Regions from separate parts of the Homo sapiens genome. Here region 2 is linked to region 1. Evidence: chromatin contacts called from ENCODE Hi-C or POLR2A ChIA-PET data. All regions are on one chromosome and are shown on one strand. Each heading gives the region's core, a stretch centred on a gene start or an enhancer-like site at or near the end of the contact. The rest is flanking DNA. Distances are from core to core; before and after follow the strand shown. Region 1 holds the start of CREBL2 (cAMP responsive element binding protein like 2). Region 2 holds the start of APOLD1 (apolipoprotein L domain containing 1).

Region 1 (2,916 bases), core at 259-2,758:
ATCATTTTCATCACCTCAAAAAGAAACCCAGTACTCATTAACCGTCACTCTCCTTTCCAGGATCCCTCCATCCCTGCCATTCTTCAACCCTAGCCCTTGGCAACCACTAATGGATTTTTTGGTCTATTTAGATGTGCCTGTTCCAGACACTTCATTATAAATGGAATCATACAATATGTGGCCTATTGTGTCTGGCTTTTTTCACTTCACATAAAGTTTTCAAGGTTCAGACATATTGAAGTGTGTATATCCCTTCATTTTTTTTCATTGCTGAATAATATTTCTTTCCTTTTTTTTTGAGACAGAGTCTTGCTCTGTTGCCCAGGCTGGAGTGCCGTGATCACAGCTCACTTCAGCCTCCAACTCCAGGGCTCAAACGATCCTCCCACCTGGGCCTCCCGAGTGGCTAGGACTACAAGCACCACCACCACACCCAAGTAATTTTTAAATTTTTTGTAACACACCCAACTAATTTTTAATTTTTTTTGTAGAGACTGCATCTTACTATATGGGTCTTCTTCCTTCTTCTTTCTTCTTCCTTCTTCTCCTTCTTCTTCCTTCATCGTTCTTCTTCCTTCTTTCATTCTTCTTCTTCTTTTTTTTTTTTTTAAATACAGTGTCTGGCTCTGTCGCCCAGGCTGGAGTGCAGTGGTACAATCTTGGCTTATTGCAGCCTCTGCCTCCCAGGCCCAAGTGATCCTCTCATGTCAGCCTCCCCAGTAACTGGGATTACAGGCATGTGCCACCACACTCGACTAATTTTTGTATTTTTTTGTAGAGACAGGTTTTGCTATGTTGCCCAGGCTGGTCTCGAACTCTTGGGCTAAAGCAATCCTCCCGCCTCGGCCTCCCAACGTGCTGGGATTACAGGCGTGACCCACCACCCCTGGCCAGTATTTCTTAATTTGTATAGTCCACACTGGTTTATCCATTCATCCAGTAAAGGACATTTGCGTTGTTTCCACTTTTTGACTATTATGAATAATGCTGCTAGGAAAGAACATTTATATACAAGTTTTTGTGTAGTCACTCGTTTTAATTTCTCTTGGGTATGGGAGTGGCCAATATTCTGAAGAACTGCCAAATTTCTTCCCAAAGTAGCTGCACTATTTTACATACTTAGTTTTTGTTTTTCGTTTTTTTTTAAATAAAGAACCTTTAGGGTTTCCTCAGCGTCCCAGAGGAGGGCCTGCTTCCGGCACCCCGCCTTCAGGGCTGCCTCCGCAGAGCACCAAACTCCCGTCCCCGCCATTCCAGGCCCTGGCACTTAGGAGCCAAAACCTCAGGTCAGGCGCACTTTGGGCCTCCAGCCCAGCCCCGCCTCCTCAGCGCTAGCTAGTAGGCAAAAGGAAAACAGCTGCCCCTTAATGAGGCTATGTGGACATCGTAGTTTTTTTTCCAGTCAGTAGCGCAGAGACTGTGATAAGAAAAATCACAATTCCCAGAATGCCGCGGTGCTACGGCAGCCGAAGGGGCCATTCCGTGTGCAGCGCTCCCGCCCACCCTCCGGTCTCGGCGGCTCTCCAGAGCGTCTGTAAACACCCAGAGACTGTCATGGAGGGGGAGGAGGAGGCGGCGGCGGCGAAGGGAGGCGTTTGGGGCCGCCTCCAGGGTCCGCTCTGCCATTCCTGAACTGGTCCCTCGTCCCCGTGACTCTGGCATCAGGGAAGCGAACTGTTAGGCGAGAGGAGGAGGCAGCCAGAACCATATCCCCTTCTTCCTCGGGGCGGGGGCCGGGCCAGGCCGGCTGAGCCGGGGGAGGGCTCCGGGAGGGAGTGCCTGGCCAGGCCGGCCTGTCTGCCGCGATGGATGACAGTAAGGTAAGTCTTGTGGTTTGCACGCGCCGCCGCCTTCTTGTCGCTCAATGCTAGTCCCGCGGCTGAACCTCCGCTATGTAGTCCACGCCAACACCCAAGAGACACCTGCCTAAAACATCCCTGCGCCTCTCCAGTCCACTGCCCGATGGTACCCAGCCAGGAAATCAGGGAACACCGGGGCTGCGTTTTTCCAGGAAGGGCCCTCTCTGGAAATTTTTCACTCCCAGGGCGTTTGCTAGCTTTCCAGGTAGTGCAACCCCTAGTCCTTAACTTGCCTGTCGAGATAAGAAACTACTGTACTTTTTCTTCTTGCACTTTTTTGCTGCCTCCTCTCTCCAGTTTGGAGACTTTAGTGCACGCTGAACCAGCCTTATTCCCCTTGACGATTCCCCTTCTCTCAGGCTCCCTTACTCAATGCCCCATTCATATAATCAGTTCACTCCCCCTCTGAGCTATTTCCTGTGGTTGGTTGGAACACCGCTAAGCTCCTGTTGCTATTTGGCCAGTGTGGAGTTTAACCTCCACTAGAAAGCCTTCTCTAAAAAAATACTGATTTTCCTCTTGTTAACTTTAATAGCCCATCACCATCCAATTTCCCTGTCCAAATCACTTACTTTATGATTATAAAATAATAGATAATGTTCATTATTGGTTAATCCAAATAGTTTATCTATGTATAGCCTTTTTGTCTTTATTTATTAATTGAGACGGAGTTTCGCTCTTGTCGCCCAGGCTGGAGTGCAATGGCGCGATCTCGGCTCACCACAACCTCCGCCTCCCGGGTTCAAGCGATTCTCCTGCCTCAGCCTCCCGAGCAGCTGGGATTACAGGCATGCACCACCATGCCCGGCTAATTTTGTATTTTTGGTAGAGATGGGGTTTCTCCATGTTGGTCAGGCTGGTCTCGAACTCCCAATCTTAGGTGTCCGCTCGCCTCGGCCTCCCAAAGTGCTGGGATTACAGGCGTGAGCCACCGCGCCTGGCCGCCTTTCTCTCTTTACATCTACCCACATTAGTGTTGTTTAGTTTTATTTCCTGAAGATAGGGATGGTCAAAGATTTGTTTATTGATGTTTCAGGTTGTTTTGGATTTGGACTTT
Region 2 (2,916 bases), core at 180-2,679, 170 kb after region 1:
CAGGATGATGTCCAGGGAAGTTAGAGGAACATGTGTCAGCTGAAGAATCAGTGGTATGTTCCCTCTTGTCTACCTCCCCAATTCGCGCTGGCCCACATCCCATTTGGAGTGACCATGTCTATGGAGATAGAGGAGGATATTCTTCCACTTCTAACCTCAAAAGGACACACTGGAGGCATCTAGATTGAGGTTACAGCTATCCTTTGAGGAGCTGTAACAAGAATATTTGGAAGTGGACCAAATCTAGAATAATCAAGTTTGAAAGGACTATGGTTGTCCTTTCTGTTGCTACTGTTGTTATACTGTGTTGATAAATACAAAGTATAGTCATAAAGGTGGGGGATTTAATCATGTTCCAGAATGATACGGCTGTTAAGGCTTTCCAGGTAAGCCAGAGAGTTGAGATAATCCTTATTCAAGTGAGAAACGAATTTGGCCCTCCTTATCTGGAGGAGAGGGTTAGAAGGACGATGGATGGATTTGGGGACATGTAGTAGGACTGAATTCCTAGGCTGAGCTCCAACCACCTCTGAATGCCCCAGAGATATCTATGTTCCATCTGGTCTGGTCTGCAGCAAGTCCACAGAAGCTACATTCACTTTTCTGTGCTGAATTATCAAAATAATTGCCCTTCAGCCCATGCCTCATGACCCTGTAGACAGAATCCACTCATTTCCCTATCACATGGGCTACAATTGCTACTTCAAATGAAAACCTGGGAAGCCAATGCCCTATTGTGGTTGAAAGTGTACAATTAGCTCCTCATGCAGCCTGACCCCACTGATTTTTCTGATGCATGTGACCTGGAGTGTGCCCTTTCTGAGACCGCCAATGTCTTCTCCACAGCTGGAGATGCCCAAAACTGCACGCAGCACTTCCTGTGGGTGTGGCCTTGCATTCTTAGGACTGCAGGGTACCCGCTGCATGCCAAATGATCCCAGGCTCCAGCCACTCACAGATTCACAACGCTTTTAAAAATACAGCAGTGGAGTATGAGCGGCTATGTCAGATATGAGGGTTTTCCACCCCCTCCCTTTTCTTTTAAAATATGATTTTGTAATGGTGGCCTCAAGAAACACTATAATTGGTCAGCCTGGGGTGCGTTTGAAGGCCTTCTCTATCGCGTCATTAGCTATTCTCAGGAAAGGCAGGGTATCCCACTGGGAGAATGACAACACACTTGTTTCAAGTTAGGGAAGAGCCTGTGGTTCTCTTCCTGCGTTCAGGGGAAAGCGAACACACAATGTTCGTTTCCTAAATACGGGATGTGCTGTGCTGGCAGGTCATTTTCCACCATGTCACGTCCTTCTAGATGAAGGCAGCAGGGGTCATGACAGGAAATGGCAAATTCTCAGAATGAGACAAGGCTTTCCCAGGGCAGCCATTGGTTCTCTGGAACTATAAAGCACACTCATCCAGAAACAGCCTCAGATTTTACTTTCCTGGAGGCAGACAGAAGTGAATGGTAAGTGGGGAACCCTGAGGCATATATTCGGGATGACTTTTTCTCATTTTCTCTTTTCACCTGGAAAATTATCCCTGGTGGGTTGGATTATGGAAGCATGGAAGTAAAATTAAGTCCTGTGAATAAGGAGATGAGGATTCTAGACTGGGCTCTGTGAAGAATCAGCTGCTTCTAGAATCTGATGTCTGATGCAGGCAATTCTTCCAGATGAGAATGATTTCTGCCCTGATAGCTCAGTTTTGAAATGCTCTATTTCTATGGCTCATTTGCCACTTTTAAGAAGTTCCTAATAATGAAGAGTACAGTGGACATGAAGGTGGGAATCTGCAACTAGGATGAATATACTTTTCCCCCAAGATGTACAACTTGTTCGTATCTTTGTCAGTCATCTTCAGTTGGCTTCAACGTGGTAGAAGTTGTTGAACAAAAATTTTGGCCACTTTATTTTATTCAACCATTACTCATTTTTAAAAGAAAACTTTCATAACAAAGAGACATAATGGTATTAATTTAATGTGACTTAGTTTAAATCAAGCACCCAGCAAAGACTGATGTTTCTGAAGATCCAAGGAGCCCTAGTTAGAATAAACAGTGCAAATCTCATTTTAGGCTTGATTCTAAGAAAAGAGCCTGGAAGAATCACAAGCAGAAGAGTTGCTTCAGGCAAGCATCTAACTTAGATGTTTCTTCTGCTTGGTAGAAAATACGATTTTTGAGGTTTTGGTGAAGTCTTTTTCATTCATTAGAGAGAGAGAAAAGTGTGTTGCAAAACTCCTAGGATCCAATTTTCACATGATGAAAGGGCTTTGTAAACTGTACAACCCACCACTTACAAAGTGTTATCTTAAGTAGAGCAAAGGCCTCAGTACTGGAGAAGCCTTCTAATACCACGCCCCTCCCAGTTTAAATCTTATTTAACACATAGCTGATGAAGCCCATCGTTAACGTTCCCTGGGAGAGAAGCAGAAGATAGCATTATTCCTATTTCCATATGCAGAGATAAGGTCCTGAGAACTTGTGTGGCTCCCCCCGGATTCCAGAACAGGTCTTTGAGAACTCGTCTCATGATCCACTGGAAACAGACCCGTTCCCCTAGCGTGGCAGTGGCTGCTCCGCTGAACTCGTGCCAAGTTCCCGCTGGCGTCCGGGCAGCAGGGCGGGAGCGGCGGCTGGCACGGAGACTCCAGGCTGACCGCGTGTCTATGTCCCCGCAGGGAATGGAGAGGCCGGCGGCCCGGGAGCCGCATGGGCCCGACGCGCTGCGGCGCTTCCAGGGACTGCTGCTGGACCGCCGAGGCCGGCTGCACGGCCAGGTGCTGCGCCTGCGCGAGGTGGCCCGGCGCCTGGAGCGCCTGCGCAGGCGCTCCCTCGTAGCCAACGTGGCCGGCAGCTCGCTGAGCGCAACGGGCGCCCTCGCCGCCATCGTGGGGCTCTCGCTCAGCCCGGTCACC

Evidence for each region. Hi-C counts contacts between places; a loop is a spot of excess contacts on that map. ChIA-PET counts read pairs that join two places held with the same protein, here RNA polymerase II (POLR2A). Pooled maps may share reads with other maps.
Region 2: a loop to region 1 is called in a map of gastrocnemius medialis, with 8 times the contacts of the local background. The contact joins the promoter of APOLD1 here to the promoter of CREBL2 in region 1. A Hi-C loop is called at or near these places in 1 of 168 maps with a recorded cell type or tissue (gastrocnemius medialis) and 10 of 50 pooled maps. POLR2A ChIA-PET finds 5 or more read pairs at or near these places in 2 of 52 experiments (Caco-2 and GM12878).

The regions. Positions count from the first base shown.
Region 1 is chr12:12,610,368-12,613,283 of GRCh38, forward strand. It overlaps CREBL2 (cAMP responsive element binding protein like 2), which reads left to right and starts at 1,509. Exons shown (of 4, transcript NM_001310.4): 1 at 1,509-1,820. The coding sequence starts at 1,806. RefSeq lists enhancers at 878-1,629, 1,223-1,302, 1,353-1,402 and a silencer at 1,563-1,862.
Region 2 is chr12:12,784,230-12,787,145 of GRCh38, forward strand. APOLD1 (apolipoprotein L domain containing 1) reads left to right here and starts at 1,430. Exons shown (of 2, transcript NM_030817.3): 1 at 1,430-1,465; 2 at 2,680-2,916. The coding sequence starts at 1,463. RefSeq lists silencers at 2,717-2,816, 2,847-2,916.